Regions from separate parts of the Homo sapiens genome. Here region 1 is linked to region 2. A link is an interaction called in ENCODE POLR2A ChIA-PET data of the cell type or tissue named here. Cell type or tissue: A673. All regions are shown on one strand. Each heading gives the region's core, and the rest is flanking DNA. Links, peaks and the distances in the headings are about the cores only.

Region 1 (10,281 bases), core at 1,160-9,159, 220 kb after region 2:
GAGACAGGGTCAGCACAGGCCAGAGGAACATGCTTCTCTAGGGTAGGCAAGACCATGGATGGCGCTGATGTCCATGAAGTTCCTGGATGACAAGGAAAGCAGGGAGCAGGGAGGAGGTGAAGTCAGGGACTAGAGCACATGATGAGGATAAAGGGATGGTTCCAGAAAAAAAAAGAAGAGGCTAGACCAGGTAGAAGAAAAAGAATAGGTGGCCATTGTATTAGTTCTGAGATTAGGTAATTTATAAAGGAAAGAGGTTTAATTAGGTCATGGTTCTGCAGGCTGCACAGGAAGTATAGTAGCTTCCACTTGGCTTCTCAGGAGGCCTGAGGAAACTTAGAATCATGGCTGAAGACAGAGGGGGAGCAGGCATCTTACACGGTGGAGCAAGAGCAAGAGCGGTAGCAGGGACGTGCCACACACTTTTAAACAACCAAACTTTGTGATAACTCACTCACTCACTATCACAAGAACAGTACCGAGGGGATGGTGCGAAACCTTTCATGAGGATTCCACCCCCATGATCCAGTTGCCTCCCACCAGGTCCCACCTCCAACACTGGGTATTACAATTCCACATGAGATTTGGGTGGGGGACACAGATCCAAACCATATCAGCCATCAAGGAACTCTGGGATCGGAAATCATGGCCAAGGAGCCACTGTGGGGAAGGAGCCATGTTGAGGAGCCGTGTTGAGGAGGAGTGGGCACCATCCAACCTTAAGGAACAGCGAGACCCAAGTGTATGGGGGTGTCACAATGTCCCCAGTGTTGGTGACTGGGTGATGAGATGGGGACAAGTGTTCCATGAATAAGAAAAGCAACCACTGGGGAGGGAAGAACAGGGGAAGGAGAGGGGAAGGTATACTTGGCTGGCAAGGGTGACAAGAGAAAGGGCCTGCTGAAGCTGGAGTCAGATCTATGGCTAGGAAGACACCTGGAGGCACCGCAAGACTCAATCAGTCAGGAAGACATGGGCTGGCAGCAGAGGGAACTCCATGCAAGGTGGTTCACGGTGGTGAAAATGAGTCCACCCGGGGAGAAATGAGGGTTGGAAGAGGAGAGCTGGGGTTTGGATTTTCAGCCTGAGCAATAATGATGAACAATCTGATAAAGAGGTTGGCTGGAGGGAGGCGAGAGGGTCTAGAGAGTGGAACCAGGGAGATGTGTGGGAGAAAAGTATCTGAACTTCGAGTATTTGTAAAACTAGTCAGCCCTCAACCTGAACGTAGAAGACCCTAGGAGCCGGGTGCAGTGGCTCATACCTGTAATCCCAACACTTTGGGAGGCCAAGGCAGGTGGATCACTTGAGGCCAGGGGTTCAAAACCAACCTGACCAAAGTGATGAAACCTTGTTTACTAAAAATACAAAAAATTAACTGGGCATGGTGGTGCACACCTGTAATTCCAGCTACTTGGGAGGCTGAGGCAGGAGAATCACTTGAACCTGAGAGGCAGAGGTTACAGTGAGCCGAGACCACACCATTGAACTCCAGCCTGGGTAACAGCAAGACCCTGTCTCAAAAAAAAAGGAGACCCTGGAGAAGGACCCTCAAGAAATACTCAGATGTTGGATTCTCAAATGCCACAAAACCGGGGTGAGGAACGTATATCTTGGGAATGGAGAACTCCTGCCTTCTAATTTGTAGGACTGCCAGGCAGGCCACCACAGGTCTCATTCCAACTACCACCAGCCAGCTTCATGAACTTAACTAACAAGCCTTTTCTTTTTGATGGGGAGGAGAAGTTTACTCTGAGTCTTGGACTCCTTTTCTGCAAAATGGGAGTGTTTGGAGTAGGTGATCTTCTAGCTTCCAAATGCTATACTCCTGTGAATCTGCGTCCTTGGCTTTTTCATGCCACCGTCTCTGACTGTGCTCAATTATAGTGATGATCCAACTCCACACTCTCCTCACTAGTGCGATGAATAGACACTCATTAGGAAAAAGTGAAAGCCCTTGGTTGAATAATAATGTCATTACATACTTATCTCAATCAGGGCGGCTGTGAGCACAAACAGCTTCTTCCTGTAAATTAGAAAAAGCCCCTCTGCTCTTGGCAGACAAATGAGCAAATGAGCAAAGATGCATAAGCAAAAGGCCATGGCTTGGCAAGTGGAGCCCCGCTCCATTGGGGCCCCTCTGCTCCCCTCAGCAGAATGTTCCAGAGCAGGCCCAACCTGTACAACTGCACCCAAGACCCTGATTTCAACCCTCAAGACAATAGACATGGCACTGATGGTGGCTCCATTACTCCCATTTTACGGATGAGGTCGACACAGAGAAAGCATCAGTAATTTCCTCTATATCTCATAGGCCCTCCACCCACATACCAAGACCCTACAGGCTTTAGATTTTGAAAAAAAAAATCACAGTTCAAAATTTTATTGTTTCATTTTTGCATATTTATCATCAATAAGTGTATTTCCTTGCCTAAGTAGCCTGACAAATAATGAAGGATATCTCCCAACCTCCTCCCCCAAACCCAGTCACTGTGCCTCCCTTTCAATTTTTTAGGTCATATTTGGGCATTAATCATATCACCCACAGTCAAAATGCCATCTCATCTGGAAGGAATAGAGCTGCAATATTGGGAGAGCATAGAATAAATACTGAGACTCATAATTCTTTATCATCCTCTCAGCTCCCATGTGCACTTACTGAAATGCATTTGGCCAAATGAGAGTGGGGGAGAGGAAGAAATGAATCCTAATGAAGTTAGTAGTAATGGCATTAGAAATTGTATTTTGACTTCTACTATTATTACTTATTATAAGTAATAGTATTATAACAATATCAGGAGTTCTCAATTAGTTTTGTATCTTTTGGACTTAAGAAAGAAAAGAATTTAAATTTACTTTTTGGACCAGGAGAGCAATAATCATTTCATGACTATATTCATTTTCTTAGCCTCATATGAAGAAGGTGACCAGGGACTAGTTATAACAAATGATCATGCCTTATTTTTCAAGGCACCCTACATGACCGAAACAATATGATTTGTTGAGTTCCCATGTGAGCAGAATATTGAACCTAAAAGGAAGAAAAAGATTCTGTCTTCAAGGGATTTGCCCTCTTGATAGGAATGCAGCGCCTGGACACACAAAAGAATTATAATGAGTTTTGCAGACATTTACAAATTACCATTGAGTGCTGATTAGCAGCAACAGAGCATGGGTCTGTGTGGAGTTTAGAGAGGAGAGGAGGAAAGAGAGTGAGCTGAGGTCAGTGGGGATGTGTGTGCTGCTGGGAGCCCTGGTGCACTCAGTAGCAAGCACCATGCTGACCTAGACCAAGGTTCTGTTTCTATTTGAGCAATGAATTGAGGCTGAGCATAGGCCGGTGGTAGGGAGGGAGCCAGGTATTGCCAACCAAGGGAGTGGTACGCAGACCTGGAGAACATTCACAGGGCTCTGGTGGCAGAGCCTGTGATGACCACAATCATCAGATTTTTTTTTTTCTTTTTTGAGATGGAGTTTCACTCTTGTTGCCCAGGCAGGAGTGCAGTGGCACTATTTCGGCTCACTGCAACCTCCGTCTCCCAGGTTCAAGCGATTCTCCTGCCTCATCCTCCCTAGTAGCTGAGATTACAGGCGCCCACCACCATGCCTGGATAATTTTCATATTTTTTAGTAGAGACGGGGTTTCACCATGTTGACTAGGCTGGTCTCGAACTCCTCACCTCAGGTGATAAACCCGCCTCAGCCACCCAAAGTGCTGGGATTACAGGCGTGAGCCACCATGCCTGGCCTCATCAGGATTTTAAGATGGTGAATCTATAGTGCCCGGAATGTGATGATGATTGTGGTCATTGTTCCAGGTGCTGTGGATTCACTATCCTGAAATCCTTACAACAACCTTTTTGAGCAGTGACAGCAAATGGATATCAGCCAGTATGCCAGCCCCATTTGGTTGGCAATGGTTGCTTGGCACATGGTGTAAGTTGCATCCAGACTTGAGGAAGGGAGCCATGGTGGCTACTGGGGTCTTCCATGGGCAAAGTGTGGTGGTGTACATGGCAAATATTTGTCATCTCTATTCTAAGAGATTTCCCTTGATTAGATTATACAACCTGAAGTAAGTGATTTTCATAAACTTATATATGATTGCTTTATTATGAAGCTAGGAGAAGGTCATATTAGAAAAAGTTATCTCTTCCTCAAGGCATTTTTTTTTATTTATTGTAAAATTGTCATAATATACTAAGTTTAACAAAGCCAGCCACTCTACTACTATCCTCTGGAAAACTGTCATTAAAAAACATAAAGATCTATAGCAGTGATGATGCAAATACCTTAGATGTGGCATCCTGTGCAGGACACAGCCTGCACTGCCATATGCAGTGACCCTGAACCAAGTGTGAATCTAGTTTGTCTGTATTAGTTCCACGAGCCCACACTGCCTGATGAAAAAGTGAGTGAGTTGTGGAGGAAAGGCAGTACATTTTTATAAGACCTTAACATTTTGACAAATAAGCTTGGATCTGATGTAATAAACAATGAGCAAAAAAGCTGTTTATAAGCATATGCTATCCTACATTCAGATATTTATAGATTGAATAGCTATAATCTTTTGCATTTTATAAAGAACATTACAGTGTTTAAAAATACCTCAGATAAGTTATTTCATTTGATCCCTACATGGCTATAGTCTATTCCTGAGCAGAGAACTGACATGGGAAAAAGGCGGCCGCAAAGGGAGGGGGATCTCAACATAGGAGTTCTGTAAAACGTTCCTCTTTTAGAAAGGAAATGTGAGGTTGTGCTCTTTTCCTCAACTAGGTTAGGATTCTCTTAACTGAAACTGAAATGTGCATTTCATTGTTTAATTTATCAGCATCTCAAGTAGACTTGCTAAATCATAGCTCCATTCATTGGATGTGCCAGCATAATTAATTACACTGAAACCTCCTGACAGCATCTTCCAGGGACCAAGAAGAAAAGACGAAACACAAGAAAACAGAAAAATCTGGGTCAATGTTCTACATATTCATGATAGTCTTAGTCAGCTTGAGTCCTGGCTTTCTCTCTAATTGAGTAACTTTGGGTAAGTCACTTCCTGTGTTTCCTCCTCTGTCAAAATAAGGAATAGATGATCTTTATCACTCAAGGTCCCAGGAAGAAAGAGATGGCACATTCAAATTGGATAATTTGAGGTGAGTCTAATCAGGGAGATTCTTTACAAAGGTGTGGGGAGGGTAAGAAAACCACCAGGGCTAGTAACTAGCACTAGTATGCCAGGGCTAGTAACCATCACTAGCCCAGTCCTCAGTGGGGAAGGCGTGATTGCTAGAATCCAAAGGGAGAAGAGTTTTGTAGAGAAGGTTGTCTTGAGAGGGGAAGAGACCTTGACTCGGGAACATACCGTGCAGTGCCACGGGAAAGGAACTAGAGAAATAAACACTCCAATGCCACCCTCCACCCTTGCTCTGATCTACTGTGGTGTTCCCATTGGCCAAACACAACCAGAAGCCAGAGAGCCAGGGAGGCAGGATGCACTTCATCCCCTTCAGCCTCCTGCAGCACGAAGCAGGCAGGGAAGGAGCAGGGAGCAGAGCTGGGGTAGGCAGGAGGGAGCTGGCTCACTTCCTAAGTCCACCCCGGCTCTGTGAACATACTTCATGCACATTAAACATCCTGTTCTCTTCCAGATGCCAAATGTTAGATGTCTTAGGAGAATTATTATTTTTTTGAGTAGAGAACATGCTAGCATCTTGGGTGAAAGCATCATAAAGCACAGTCTGCTATCGCAGGTGAGCGATATCTATGTTTTGAATGAATAAATACATGAAACAAACAAAATAGTCCCTTCTGAGGTCTAATAGTGAGGAACTAAGAGACTATGTGCAGCATACACATGCATGCACACACACACACACACACACACACACACACACGAGTCTCTAAAGAGCTTTGAGCTTCTCACAATAGCATGGAATTTACTAGGCAGGAAGTCAGTCCTGGGACTCCAACCTTGAGGCAAAACCCATCAAGGCATCCAAAGGGTCCTATTGTAATGCCACCTCAAAGGCCAGGCAGACCTGGAACCCAAGGATTCTAGGCCTGGGAATGACTTGAGGGAGCAGCTAGCACAACTCACCCCTTTATGTTCCAGGCTGGGTTACCTCAAACTGCAGAGGGGCTGGACATGCCTGGCACCGCGCAGAAGGGGCAGCACCTGTGTGGAAGCCATCTACAGCTGTCACTCCCCCACCCACCCCTTAAGACTCACTGTCTCTCATAGGATCATGGCCCTCGTGAGTGTGGGAAAGTTTGCTGTTTTAAAGATCTCAGAGCCCCAAACTGAGTGGGCCTTCTAAAGACCCTCATTCACCAAGCTCTCTGTAGTGTTAGCATCTGCCTCTCATCCCAGATTTCTCCCGCAGCTCCTGTTTCATTTTTAAAAATTCTGCTCTCCCTCACCATGAACAGAGACCCAGAGCAGACCAGTACCAGGTCTGGAGGCCTCAAAGCTTGAAGCTGTTCTCTTGATACTATTATTATCACAAATCTTAATAGAAACAAAACTGCCATTTATACTGCACCTTCTGGGTGACAGGCTCTGAGCCAGGAAATCCAAATACCTAATCTCATCTAAGCCACCCATCACATTGGTGGATCTAAGCCACACATCTAAGCCTCCCATCACATTGGTGGATTCTGCTTCTTATTGCCCATAGGAGGACCCTTAGACAGGTCCTCAGACACTGAGCAACCTGCCTGAGGGCCCACGACAAGTTAGTGGAGAGCCAGTATATCTTTCTGCATCCACCCCACTGTGTCTCCTCCTCTCTGTCAGAATTAGACATGGAAGGGTGAAAGAGCCTTCTCCTTCATTGTGCTTGAGGCCGTTTCATCCTGACAGTCCTGGCCTTGCAAAGAGGGCCTCACTGGGCTGCCTCACCAACCAAGTCCTAAGGGCTTCGCATGGTACCTCCAGGGAGCCTGTTCACCTGCTTCCAAAGTGCTCTCTAGAAGACAGAAAGGAACTAACATTGACAGAGGGCACACCTATGTGCTTGCTGCACTAGACAGGCCTCATCACTTAATCCTCCCACAACCTCGGGAAGTAGGAATTATTATCCCCATTATACAGATGAGGAAACTGAGACCTACCCAAAGAGCAAAGAGTGAAGTCAGTTTTGTTTTGAAAGCCAGTGTTCTTTTCACTGCATGCCACTCCCTCAGAGAATAAAAGAGAAAACAGGAAGGCTAGACAGAGCATCCTAGTCAACCTCTCAGTGATGCAGGGACCTCCTAGAAACATCCTAACAAGGACTCGTTTTGTTATGGAACAGACAGCTCATTCTGTTATGGGACATCTGGAGAAAACACGATACGTGACTCTCTGATGTGTACGCCTTTGGCCTTGGCTGAGTTGTGGAGCAGAGTTTGGGGATGAGGCGAAATTAGGACCTGAAACAGCGGAGTAATTAAGGCAACTGGAGATGCCCAGATCACAGGAATGAGTTACCCAGGTGGAGCCATTTGAAAATCCAATGGGCTATAGCCATCCAGTCTTCATCCCAGTGTTGGAAAAAAATGTGAGACAGGACAGGGCAGAGGACAGAGAGACACCAATCCACACTCCTTGCTATTGACGCTCAAGTAAGTGTAAATCCACTTAATACTGTTATCAACTAATCCACATCTATCATATTACTCAAAAGGACAGCAGGAGAGATTTCATCAAAAGCTGAAATGAGATGCATGCTCTCCACTGCATTCCTTGACCTGCCAAGTGCCAAGCCTATCAGAAGAGAAAACGAGATTGGTTTGTCTGCTTGATTCTGAGTTTACCCACAGTGGCTTTTCAATGATTCCTGCATTCTTTTCTAAATACTCCCATACCATCTGGTTAGAAATCTGTTTTTAAATTTGTTCAAGGATCTTTGCCAATATTACCACTATGAAGTTGATTTTTTGAATCAAAACAGTTACCTACGTCTAATCTGCAACTGGCATCTGCATAGCTGGAAAGCCATGGGTTCCATCCCTAGCTTAGACAAACAAACCCTTGATGTTATTTACATCTGCTCTCAAAAATCATCTTTAAGAATCCTTACGAACAGCAGGAGGAAGTTCCTCACCCATATTCTTGGCTTTTTTCTTATCAGGCAGAACTACTGGACCAAACTGAAGTCATCAAACTTGGGCTAAACACCTACTGACCGTGTGCAGAAACAGCTAGGCCCTGGACATATCCAGCACTGAATAGGGTCCAGTGTGGGACGATATGGAGTCTACCCTTTAGGCCCTGATTCCCTCTTCCCACTCCTAATGACTTTCTCTCACTCTTTTTAAGCAATCCTCACCCGAGCCATCAAGGGCCTTCATCCTTGTCTCTCTTCTTATAAGGTCAGGCACTATATTTTATTTCTCAGTGCATCCCCAGTGGCTAGCTCCATGTCTTCCATGGAAAACACACTCAAATACACACTTGTAACATTGATGACAATGTTGATGATGGGTTGCAGCAAGACACAGCCTAAAGATAAATGAATCTCTGATTCAGAAAGAAAGGATTATGGAAACACATTAAATATAGTGTTGTCAATTAATATGATTACCTATTAAAGCAGGCCCTACAATACTGTAATTGGTAATGGTAACCATGGCATATTCTTTGAGCCAGACCCAGGATGATATTTTTCATGATTAGCTTTTGATTAATCCTACTAGATAGATATTTCATTTACAGTCTATACATTTGTTCTTAAGGATTTAATTGATTGTGCAATTTATAAGTATTAGAATTGCTGTTATGTAAATGAATTTTCAGCCATCCAATTCACTTTAAGGTAATTAAATTAAGTGTGGTTAGTTAAGAACATTAGACATCTGTGAAAAGTGCCTGAGAAAAATTTGTTTTGCTTAGAAGAAGAGAAGGCCTGGTATGTTTCTCTTCTCTCATTTTGTGCTTCTCTCCGAGCCTGGGTTCTCAGCACTCCCTGCCCCTTTAGTCACTGCCTTCTTGCCTCTCCTGCTGGCACTAACTAATTTGTCAGTTAAAGAAGGACACACGTTAAGTGAAAGTAACAACCTGTTTCATTAACAAGCTCAGCTGCTTCCAAGAGAAACCAGAGGGACTGGCGTTCCTTGCTGAGACACTCCTCTCCTCAATTTGTTGAATTGTTTTCCAATTTTGTCGGAATAATGTTGCTCGTGCTATGTGTATTCAACATCAATTTTAGAATCAAAGCTCCGTTGTCAGGTCTAGTAGATCAGGGAACTGAACTTACCCTTCCCTACCTGCTGGATGAATAAGGAGAAAAGTCTCCTTTTCATACATAGTTGCATGGGATAGATGGAGAGTAGAGACAGCATGGAATTTTGAGGTACACAGGCTTGACGTTCAATTCAATTCATTCATTCATGCAATCAACGCATACTTACTGAGTACATATTATGAACTCGGCCCTGTTCTAGGCACTCTGAGAGGCACTAATGGATCAGCCACGGAAACCTGTCTCTACAGGGGCTTTGAGCCCACACTCCATATCTGACTAACCACATGAGACATTAGACATGTTTCTTCAGTTCTCTGAGCCTCAGTTTCCTGATCCATAAAATGGGAATATTAGGAGTAAAACTTTTAAAAGAATAAAATAAGATAATGTTTATTAAGGACTTATAGCGTAGTTCTTAATTTGGGGACCATGGATCCTCAGAGGACCCTGGAAAGAATTGAGGGGCCTATGAACATGGATGGAAAGAATGACATTTTTATTTTGATTACTTCTCACTGAAATGTAGCATTTCTTCCATTGTAAATGCAGGTAAAAATTTACTACTACTATAGTAATAGGAGTCTGTGTGATTTTGTCAGTAATAGAAATCACATGACAGCTGTTGCAGACATCTTGAAATACTACTGAAGCTCATCACTACATCAAAATTACAGATGTTATTAGATCTGCCATGAGATGGTTATTTCATGTGTTTATAAACAAACACATACATTATTGCAGCATAACTTTTTAATGACTATATTTCAGTATAACTGGTTTCCTTTGTAGTTTTACATATTTGAAAACATTACTCTGGGGAATCTATGTACTTCACCAGTCTGCCAAAGAGGCCCGTGGCATCCATAAAATCCAAGGGCCTGATTTAGATGTTGTCGAACACAGTGGTTCTCAAAGTTGAGTATGTGTTGGAATCCTCTGAGGGGTCTGTTAAAACCCCCTCCCCACACCCACCATCACCTCCCAAGTCTCTGACTCTAGGCTGGAACGAGGCCTAATAATTTGCATTTCTAACAAGTCCCCAGATGATGCTGAT
Region 2 (10,281 bases), core at 1,264-9,263:
TTTGTGTGACTGACTTGGTAGAGAGGGAAAATTGTTGATGCAGGACCATTGTAACAGCAGATCCCTTGAGAAGAGACGAGACTAGCACCTAAGTGAAGAGGCTGGCACTGTTTAAGAGAGTAAACTGTTATCCTTTACAACAGAAGAGAAGGCACTGATACATGTAAGTGGGTAGATCACTTCTCTTTTCTCAATAAGCTAAGAAACAAATTCATTCACTGAGAATGTGGAAGCATATGGGGAATTGGAGTTTTGAGAACTTGAGAGGAAGTTTGAACTAGTTGTATTGGAAAGAGAGAGAGTGAACTGAGTTAGTCAGGGAAGGCAATGGGATTCCCGGGCCATCCTGAGGGTCTTGAGGTTTCTGGTGATGAATTTAAAATGAGGCCTGTCAGCACTGTTGTGTGTTCCTCCACCCCTCTTCTCCCACTACCACATCTACCTGCTCCAGGATAATTGTAAAGAAAGAGGCAAAGGAGTTGAGATTGTGTGAAATGAAATTATGATAGAGATGAGCCCTGGAGCTGAAGCTGAGGACATTAGGGGGATGATACACAGTGAAAAATTCAGAGTGTCAAGAGCTTGAGGTTTTCACTCTGCCTTGATACCCTGCAGTGCCTAGAAAGGGCTTAAGAAATCATCAGAAAAACAGCAACAATTGTATTGCTAGCAAATCAATAATGCCTTCAGTCCAGGTATATTTCTTCCTCCTTTCTCTTCAGGCCTTCACTTGTCTGCCTCACTTGGGCACCTAGAAGCTCCTGCTCCTATTTCCCCACTCCTTTCTCATCTACGTTTCATCTCCCAAGGTCCAAGAGTCACTCTACTTGAGCCAGTTGGTCTGCATTCATACCTTCACCCATATATCTGCATTGATGAGGCCCATTTCACTCTGGATCCTCATATTTTCAGAGTGGAACCCTGAAAAGACAAGGCTTTCTCTAGCTTAAATGGATTGCTTCTGATGGCATGGCTTCTCTTTCTGCTAGAAAATCCTTCCCTGCAGTGGTTGGGTAGGGCAAGGGTAAAGAGCTTGATGGGAACAGACAGTGTCTTGACCCTGTACTTGTTAAATGCAGAAGTATTTTGTTCTTTATATTCTACATTGATGTGTATTCTGTGAACTTTGACTAGCACTCATTTCTGTTCCAATGCTTCCGATTTTGGAAAACAACTGCATTCATGTGGGCTTTGCTTTCCTTGATCCTTGACTTTTCAGGTGGGGAGGCTCAGCCTTTTGGCTGACCCCCACATTAGCTCCCTAGCCTCATCCGGCTTATCACTTGCACTCCCTACTCTCAGGGGTAAGATTGGAGACCCTGTGAGCCCACTGGCTGGAAGAAATTCTAGGAGTTCCTGTAAGGGCAAGTTAAGACTTTCTGCTTTTTTTCAACCCTGCAATATTCAACCCTGTGGATGCCTGGCAAGTTATTGGTGTTTTGTGATATAAAAGGCTTTAAGCTCATGCTTCTGAAGAGATGGCCCACAGTGATGTCCATATTACCTTGCTGGGTCATGACCCAGCCCTCAGAGCCCTTCCTTTTGAAAGCTTTCTTTTTTTTTAAACCCCTGAATATATTATCTGGCCCCCATTCATATTAAAGTTATCTGCCATTCTGTACCCATTCACAGATTCATAAGTGCTCCCTGAAGTCTAGCCCCATCTGCTTGGTTCCTCACATCCAGGAAGAAGTTAATATCATTCCCAAACTGAATGGTTCAGAAAAATGACATCACTTAGAAACAGGAAAGTATAACCTAGGCTTAGTCTTCCTGTCACTTCAAAGCTACTTAAAATTTGAGATTAGCCAATGACTCAGACCTAGAGTCTAAGTGAATTTTTATTCACATGGAGATTGATTGTCCGAGTCTTCCCAGACCCTTCCCACTTGCCCTATTCTGAAGCATGCTCAGTGGTGGCCTCTGACCTCAGCCATTGTGTCGTGGGGGCCCTGCCAGGCCCTGTGGAGAGCTGAGGACCACCCTGCACCAGTCTGTGGCCTGTGCAGAGTGGTGAAAGGAGCTTGGACTTCAGTGTCAGTTGATCTAGTCTTTTGACCCTGATTTCCTGTCTCCTGCTGGCTGTGTGGCTGTAGTCAAGGTAACTAACGTCTTTATGCCTCAATTTCCTCAGCTGCAAAATGAGGACAAATAAACTTATTCACAAGGTTACTGTAAGAAGTAAACAAAATCACACATTTAAAGCACTTAGCATCATACCGGTCCATATGTGCTCGATACATACTAATTTTTTAAAAGGCTAATAAACTTAACCCCACCCAAAGTAACCCTACGTGGCTTTGCATTCACTTCTCTGAGCCCCATTGCCTATCTACGAAACAGAGTTGATGTGCAGGTGAAATGAGATGGCTTCTCTCTGCAACTCACAAACACAGACTCTCACCCCTTTCAGTGCATTTCCTCTGAGCTGTTTTGCAGAAATGCTGCAGAAAGATGTACCTGGCACAAATCAATTCAGTTCTAATCTCTGTAGACCAAATATAAGAGAAAAGTCAAAATTCTTTCCTAGATACCCAAGAGCCAGCACTTCCAACTCAGAGCTATGGAAAGCAGAGATTAAAATGTTTTTTTAGGAAGGAGACCGTGGAATGCCCATCCTGTCCCAGTTGCAGGGCACAAGGGCCTTTAATAAGCATTGCCTAAGGGCAGCACCTGCAGGTAAAATAGTGGAGGGGTCTGGAAACAAGAGACTGCCATGGGTACCCAGGCCAGAGATTTCCTTCAAGTGTGTGAAGTGGGGTTTATCCTAAAAGGGGGTTAGAGGTAGGAGACCAGAACCTGCAAGAGCTGGTACAGGGGGTAATGTGGAAGAAACTGCAGAGCAGGCAGACTGGGAAAATGCCTCTGCTACTCCTGCTGCCTGCCTTTTCTTCTTTCTCTTCTTCTCCTCTTCTCCCCCTTTTCCTCTTCACAAAGTCCCTCCAAGTGGGTTAACAGTTACCACCAGAATAGCAGGTCAGCCCATTCACCATAGAACATGGCCTGCTGATATGAGGCAAACCTGGGCTCAGTTTCTGCTTCCATCACTTGCCTCTCTAGGTCTCAGTTGATGCATCTGTAAAACAGAGATGATCATTTCTATCTCAAAGAGCCACGGTGAATATCATGTGACATTATGTAGGTAAAGAGTCCAGCATGGCGTCTGTTCCGGGGAAGCTACAGAAGAAATGCTAATTTCCTTCCTTCCCTCCTCCCTGCACTCAGTCTTGTGACACATCTATCTATGAAAGAGAACTAATTCTCAAATCCTTCCTTCTTTAACAAAAAAGGCTTTGTCTGCCGTAAAACATTAGCAAATAGTGATTGAGCTTGGGATTTTCTGGGAAGCACTGTGTTAGATCAGGCAGTGCATGATCATTTGATTTGTAGATATATTGTAATGACTTTTCACCACACAAAATCCACATGAGGTGCTGCTAAGGACAGGAATAATGCTTCTCTGCTGCTTTTCTTTCAAGCCTTCTTTCTCTCATGCAAATCAGAAACATTAATCCTTTTGGCTTTCTGGCCTCTTGGCTTTGGGAAAACTCCGGTCACCTAGCTTCCCCCACAACCCTGACAATAACATAATTGTTAAGAACTCATAACTTCAGAGTGCAGTTTCAGCCCTCTCATTGATAAGGCAATAACCCAAGCAAACAACATTAGAGGAAGTTACAAGTCTGAACATAAAGTAGGGATGGAGGCATTATCTGGACGAGATGAATTGGAGTTCTCTATAAAGCTGCACAAATTATTATAGGCAGAATAGACTTTGGATAGAACTCTTAGACCAAGCCATTAAGTGCCCTGGCTTCTAGTTCATCTCCCAGAGATCCTCAGCATGGCCTTGGTCAGAACATTCAGACCTCTTAGATCTGTCTGCCCTTGATAGAAAATGTACATCAGGGTCCTGAGGTCAACTCAGTCTACTGGTGGCTCAATTTTTTCCCCCTCATCTTCCCGATGGATGTCATGAAAGCCCCTTATAAACTTCATTTTTGACTGATATTGAGTGACAGCTAAAAGACACACCCCAAGCACATGGATCAGTGTTTTCTTTATTTTTATGTCCAGGTCATAGCTCCTTGGAATCACCAACAAACATGCCTTCTCCTTCTCCTGATTATTTTACATGGAATCTCACCTGGATAATGAAAGACTCCTTCCCTTTCCTGTCTCATCGCAGCCGATATGGTAAGTATATGTTTAATATTTACTTGAGATACACTGTCACTATCTCATAATAAGGACTCTGTGAGTTTCAGTTTGGGATTCATAGTGCTCCAGGGCATTCCCTCAGCTCCCTATATGCAAAAGAAGTCTTTCTGAGCCCTCTGTCTCCCAGTGACGCTCAACCCCGTGGACCATTCCAGCCAGGCCATTCCAGCTGCATTCTGTATCCTGGTGGGAGCCAAGGGCTTTGTGTCTGCCATATCCCTCCTGCTTAGCCTTTATGGTATATAGTGTTCCAGCCATCCCCTTATCAATCATTAGAGGAGATGCTTATTTGCTTCTTGACTGTAGCTTGCTTTCTGGTTCTAACCCACAGTGTTTCTAGCAATCACAATCTCTCTCTCTCTCTTTTTTTTTTTTTTTTTTTGAGACAGAGTCTTGCTCTGTCGCCCAGGCTGGAGTGCAGTGGCACGATCTCGGCCCACTGCAAGCTCCGCCTCCTGGGTTCACACCATTCTCCTGCCTCAGCCTCCCGAGTAGCTGGGACTACAGGCTCCCACTACCATGCCTGGCTAATTTTTTTTTTTTTTTTTTTTTTTTTTGGATTTTTGGTAGACACGGGGTTTGACTGTGTTACTGTGTTAGCCAGGATGGTCTTGATCTCCTGACCTCGTGATCCGCCTGCCTCAGCCTTCTAAAGTGCTGGGATTACAGGAGTGAGCCACCGTGCCCAGCCAACAATCAGTCTCTTAAGAGGGGATTATTATTATGAGCGTCACAGGTCTTCCAGGGCCCCTTACAGTTAAGAAGCTCCTTAAAGTTTCCCAAACATGTTCTTTGATATTATTTTGGTTCATTTGATTCTGCAACAGCATCCGACATGAAGAGACCAGGTCCAATTACATTTTTACAGATGTGGAAACTAGGTTTAATAAGATCACACAGAGTGGCTTCTCCAGCTACCAAGCCAGACTTCTTCCCCTACTTTCATTTTTTCTCCCAGGTACCACCTACCCACCCGGGTAGGTCCTGTCCTAGCAGCCCTCAGGAGGCTGCCTTTACATGGTATAAGATTCCTCCTTCTCTGTGCTCATTCTAACAGCTCATAGTAGCTGGGTCTCTGCAATGAGAAGATTTAGAGGAGAGAAGAAGCATTTCAAATGAACATTTTAATTCTCTTGAACTCCTCTAGGGTGAACACCATAAGGACAGACACTAAGCTTTGCTTTCCACTTTATTCTATCGCATGGAAGATATGCATAAAGCCTTATTAGTCTTTCAATGGCTACTTTCAATGGCAATAACCACAGTTACTTTTGCACCAGCCTCATATTTATGATGAATGAATGCAAAAGTCCTCCAGAATGAAACTCATTCATCAGGCCTGATTCAATTAAGTATTTATAAACCTGGTGTGGCACGGAGTTCTAGATTCCCTTCTGGGCATATTTACCTATTCCTCTATGCAGTCTATACCCTTGGGCCTAAGCTATTTAAAATGCACCTAACAGAGATGTTCCACTCACTATAGAAAAGCTTCCAGTCCAAAGCCTGCTGTCTCTCATCTATAACGCTCTTGGTTCATATTAACTGTACCTTTCTGTACCATATTTTAAACTTAAAAAAAAATCCATCAAAAACCCTGGGGCAGTTTATAATTATCTTCTGTGCTGGAATGTTTCCTGTGATTCTTAAGCAGCCCTTGCAGGAGAGAAAGATCAGTGGTCGTCAGGAGATTCCAGATAAGAATTACTTCCTGATTTTATTTAAACCAGACACTGAGTGTCATCTTATGATAAGGGCAAGTATCTATAAATAATTGAAATCTGGATCTTTTCATTGTTAATGCTTTGTAACCAGATTTGCGATACAACTGGTCTTCAGGTAACATTTTTGATTTTGCTCCCAAAGTCATTCAGTATCTCTACAGAAGGACAATTTTTATAAAATGCAGAATGCCCCAAGGGGTAAATCTACCCACTCCATGCTGCAGAGGGCAACATATTTGTTCCCTGTGGAGCATCTTATAAGAGGTTGCAGGTCAAAAGGAGAAAATCATGAAAGCTTATTAAGCTGCCTCCTACCCATGGCTTGGCCCTGATAAACCATGTGGTGCTCCCTGAGCTTCATCCTCCTTATCTGTAAAATGAGGGTGAAATGGCATGCCACCTTAGGGCAAAGGAATCGATCTGGAGGTTTTTCAAGATCTCTTTCAAACTCTCCTCCTGGTCTGGAATCCTCATGATTTCCCTTCTTGGCAGAGTAGAGGACCCAAACCATTGGCAGTTACTGCCCAAGTTCTGGGTAAGAGTACCCAAGTCATCACCATCGTTGCTATTGATTTATGGGGAAGGAGGAGCTGATTCTTCATTGGTGGTTCCTTAACTGACTATGGTGGGCATTCCAGAGGCTTTACATCTTTCTGCCATATTTAATTCAGCTGAGACTTATGAAGACATTACCACCACCATCACCATCTCTGGGTGCTTGGCCCTGTGCCTGATGTGGGAAGTGATGCAAACATAAAGACAGGTAAGGGTTGGCCCTTCCCTTTCACTGCTCATAGGACAGACAAATCATTCCATAGGCAGCTAAGCCCACTGCCATAGTGTCCCCGGTGGGCTGACCTCAGAGTACAGATGTTGAGGACTTGCCCCAAGACCCACTGCAGAACAAGCTAAAGACAGAGCTAAGGCCAAGAGTCTGGTCCCCTTAAGGATGTTGGTGGGAGCTCAGCCCACATGTCTATGAATCAAAGAGGCCAGCTGAGTTGGGTGATAAATCCATACCTTTCAACTGCCGTGAAAGACATTTTAAGAAATGTTAACAACTTCATTAATTTTAAGGCCTCAAACTTGGGCAGATAAATTTGACTGGAAAATTGCTGCCTGAAGGGATCGTTCTTCAGACAGTGAGAAGTCACCAAGTCTCTGCAAGTCCATCATGGAAGTCCACGCTTGGTTGGCTGTCTTCACCTGCATCCTGGTGGGAGGTCGTCAGGGTGGGGGAGTGAGAGTGAGCATCAACAACCTGACCGCAGGTGTCCTGATGACCACTAGGCTAGGCCTCTGTTGGGTGAGCTGTCCAGTTCTGAATTGGAATGGCTTTCTTTTTTCCAGTGTTTTATGAGAAGAGACAAGGTGGAAAGAGGCTAATAAGATTTATTCACCCCCAGTCTGTAATTATCTGCTTGAGGAAAAAGTTTGACCTACCTTTTTGAAGGCTCCCCATATTTCTTCTAATTTGCATTGGGGCCTAATATGCTGTGTAAAATATATTCTCTTCCGTGGCTTTTGACATCAGATTCCAGTCGTTTCTCGCCTTTGTGTTGAATGACGAGCGCCCACTAATTTCATCATCAGCGAGCAGAGGGCTGCACATTCCTCCCCTAAGGCTTTGAGAGGGAGGACGTCTAAAGAAAGACTTTATTTTTCTTTTTATCATCAGCTCTCATGCCCTTAGACTTATTTATAGGCTTGGCTAAAGGATTAGGCTCTAACTACCTACTCAGATAAAAATCTGTTCCATCAGGTAGCACCAGATGCTAAAAGATTGAGGCCACCGGGGGTTTTGAAAGGCAGTTTTGATCACCTTGAGTTTTAGAGCCACAGAGACAGATGGTATCCTTTCCACCTTTAAATCATATTTGCCCACTCTGGGTATGGGAAGAATCACATCAACTTTTTAAACAGGACGATGAAAGGTTCTGCCCATATGAGCAGGAGAAAGGGACTTTTCATTTATTTAAAAAAAAAAAACATGATACATTGCAAAACTCTTTTTCACCCACTTTTCTCATTTAAGTTGTATTATAAAATTGCAGTAGATGAAAATTATTTTATATTTTATTTTTATGGAAATACAAATCGAGGGTCAAAGGAGTTTATTAATGTGCTTTCATTTTACGGAGTAGGTGAGCCATTAGAAAAGAATGAACCTGGACTTTCTGACTCTCTGTGTGCTCTTTCTATCATATCACAAAGTTATTTCAAAGATGAGCTTTCCCTGCCTGGAGAGCATGCCCACTTCCTGGATGACCTGGTGTTTAGCTAAATGATCAGTCTGATGTCTAAGACCTTGGGTAGCTATGGGACCAAGACTTGATATCACCAAATGGAGACTATCCCAGGCAGGCCAAGTAATTCAACCCTTTCTAACCATGAGTGGAATCCCCTTGGCACTGTAGGTAGTCTTGTCTTCTCTACCCTCCCTCCCCATCCCAGACTATGGTCCCTGGGGATTGACTTGTGTCTCCCCACAAAATTTTGTTAAAGTTCTAATGCCCTAGTACCTGTGAATGTGACCTTATTTGGAAATAGAGTCTTTGCAATCAAATAAAAATGAGACCATACTGGATTAGGATGGGCCTTAATCCAATATGATTGGTGTCCTTATAAGAAGAGAAAACACAGGCACATATAGGGTGCACACCATGTAACTATGGAATCAGAAATTAGAGTGATGTGTCTACAAGCCAAGGAACACCAAGGATTGCGGGCAGCATTGGGAGCTAAGAGGAAGGCCTGGAACAAATCCTTCTTTAGTGCTTCAGAGAGAGCATGGCCCTGCCTACATATTAACTTTGAATTTTTGGCCTCCAAAACTGTGAGAAAATAAATTTCCGTTATTTTAAGCCACCCAGTTGATGGTACTTTGTTATGACTGCCCTAAGAAGCTGATCCAGCCCCCTAATGTCCAAAACATTGGCTCCTGGAAAAGAAAATATTCTTCCCAACATCCCAACATCTAAGCACAACAAAATAATTGTTAGATTTGAATAAAAGTTTTATTCAAACTTTGTCTGCTTTCCAGTCCAAGGAGACCTATCCAGTTCAGGGGCTGGTGCTTTTAGAAAGAAAAATTAGACTTTTTAATTACTTTCCCTGCCACTGCCACCATCACCACCCATCCTGTTAATGTATCAATTTCTTTGATTGAAAAGACTAGGTAAATTAAATATCTCTCTCTCAAAAAAAAAAAATCAGCCTAACACAGAATCAAAAATGGAAAACACAAAGGACCTCTGGCTCTGTATAGGATTTGCTTCATAGCTCTGGCAGGAAGTCAGTTTGATCGCATTTCTGAAATTACGTATTTAATGTGGCTGGCTGTGATCAGCCATTCTGGTCCTCAGGAGCACTGGTGTCAGTGAAAAGCAGCTCCCTTGTGGACTGTTGTCAGGGCTGAAAGCTTCCTTACCAACTCCTCTGCCCCTTCCAGGCCAGGTCTTTTTGTGTTCTCTTCCTAGCCTTGCTCCACTGAGCTAGGGGGTCAAGCTCTTTCCTAGCTCATGCCTCTGTATTTTCATCTACAAGCTTGATAAGCAAAAGATCTCTGCATGCATTCACCACAAAGTCTGAGTCCCAAAGGGGACAGTAATGCTGGCAGTCACACAAGACCAAGGATCAGGGACCACCTATCACCTGGAGGGCCCTGACCTGCTGGGAGCCAATATACTCAATCCATGGAAATTCAATATAAAGGAGTTGCCTTAGGTGTTTCGAGGAGAGACATGTTTAAAATGCTCCTCTTGGTCATATCTCTTTAAAACAAAGACACATAGAGCCATTCATAAATATGAACAATTTATCTCTATGTTGGTGGCAAGTTGAGTAAGGAAATGCAGAAAGAAAAAACGTCAGAATAAAATATAATAAGAGAATGAATGACCATGTGACACAAAGGTGAGAAAAACAAGTCAGAAAAGATCCATTCAAAACACTTTTCACAAAGTGGGACAGACACTGACAAAGGGAAACAGATGATGAGGGGAAGGGGACAGAGACAGAGAGAGACACACAGGGAAAGAGAGAGAAAGACACAAAAGTAGGGGTCGCCCTTGGCTCTCTGACTGCCTTTTCATTTATTCTTTTTCCCGTTGACATGGTTCAGCTCTCACCCCTGGGCAGGTGGCTCCTTAGTGCTTGCTTCAGTCTTGACTTCCCCCTTCAGAGGCCCTCCCACAACCCCCACCCTGCCTGCATCATTTCCCCCTTAGCACGTCTCCACCAACACAGAGAATGGGAGAAGGGATGTCAACAGTCGTGGAGTGCCGAGTGTATGCTTAGTTGTGCTCTAGACATGTCAGTGATAAAGACAAATAGG

What was found. ChIA-PET counts read pairs that join two places held together with the same protein. Peaks named below come from ENCODE experiments on the same cell type or tissue, not always from the same donor. Only the 100,000 strongest peaks of a DNase experiment are listed, where the experiment ranks them.
Region 1: POLR2A ChIA-PET joins it to region 2 with 5 read pairs; 3 of 35 experiments call an interaction of 5 or more read pairs at or near these places.

The regions. Positions count from the first base shown.
Region 1 is chr2:29,490,457-29,500,737 of GRCh38, reverse strand. The region is part of intron 4 of ALK (ALK receptor tyrosine kinase); the gene reads left to right. Among named protein-coding and RNA genes, the nearest start is that of CLIP4, 380 kb to the right of the region's middle. In A673, for the core only: no CTCF peak of the experiment used is centred there; a DNase peak (open chromatin) is centred at 4,987.
Region 2 is chr2:29,711,494-29,721,774 of GRCh38, reverse strand. ALK (ALK receptor tyrosine kinase) reads left to right here. Exons shown (of 29, transcript NM_004304.5): 2 at 4,078-4,197. Among named protein-coding and RNA genes, the nearest start is that of ALK, 200 kb to the left of the region's middle. In A673, for the core only: no CTCF peak of the experiment used is centred there; no DNase peak of the experiment used is centred there.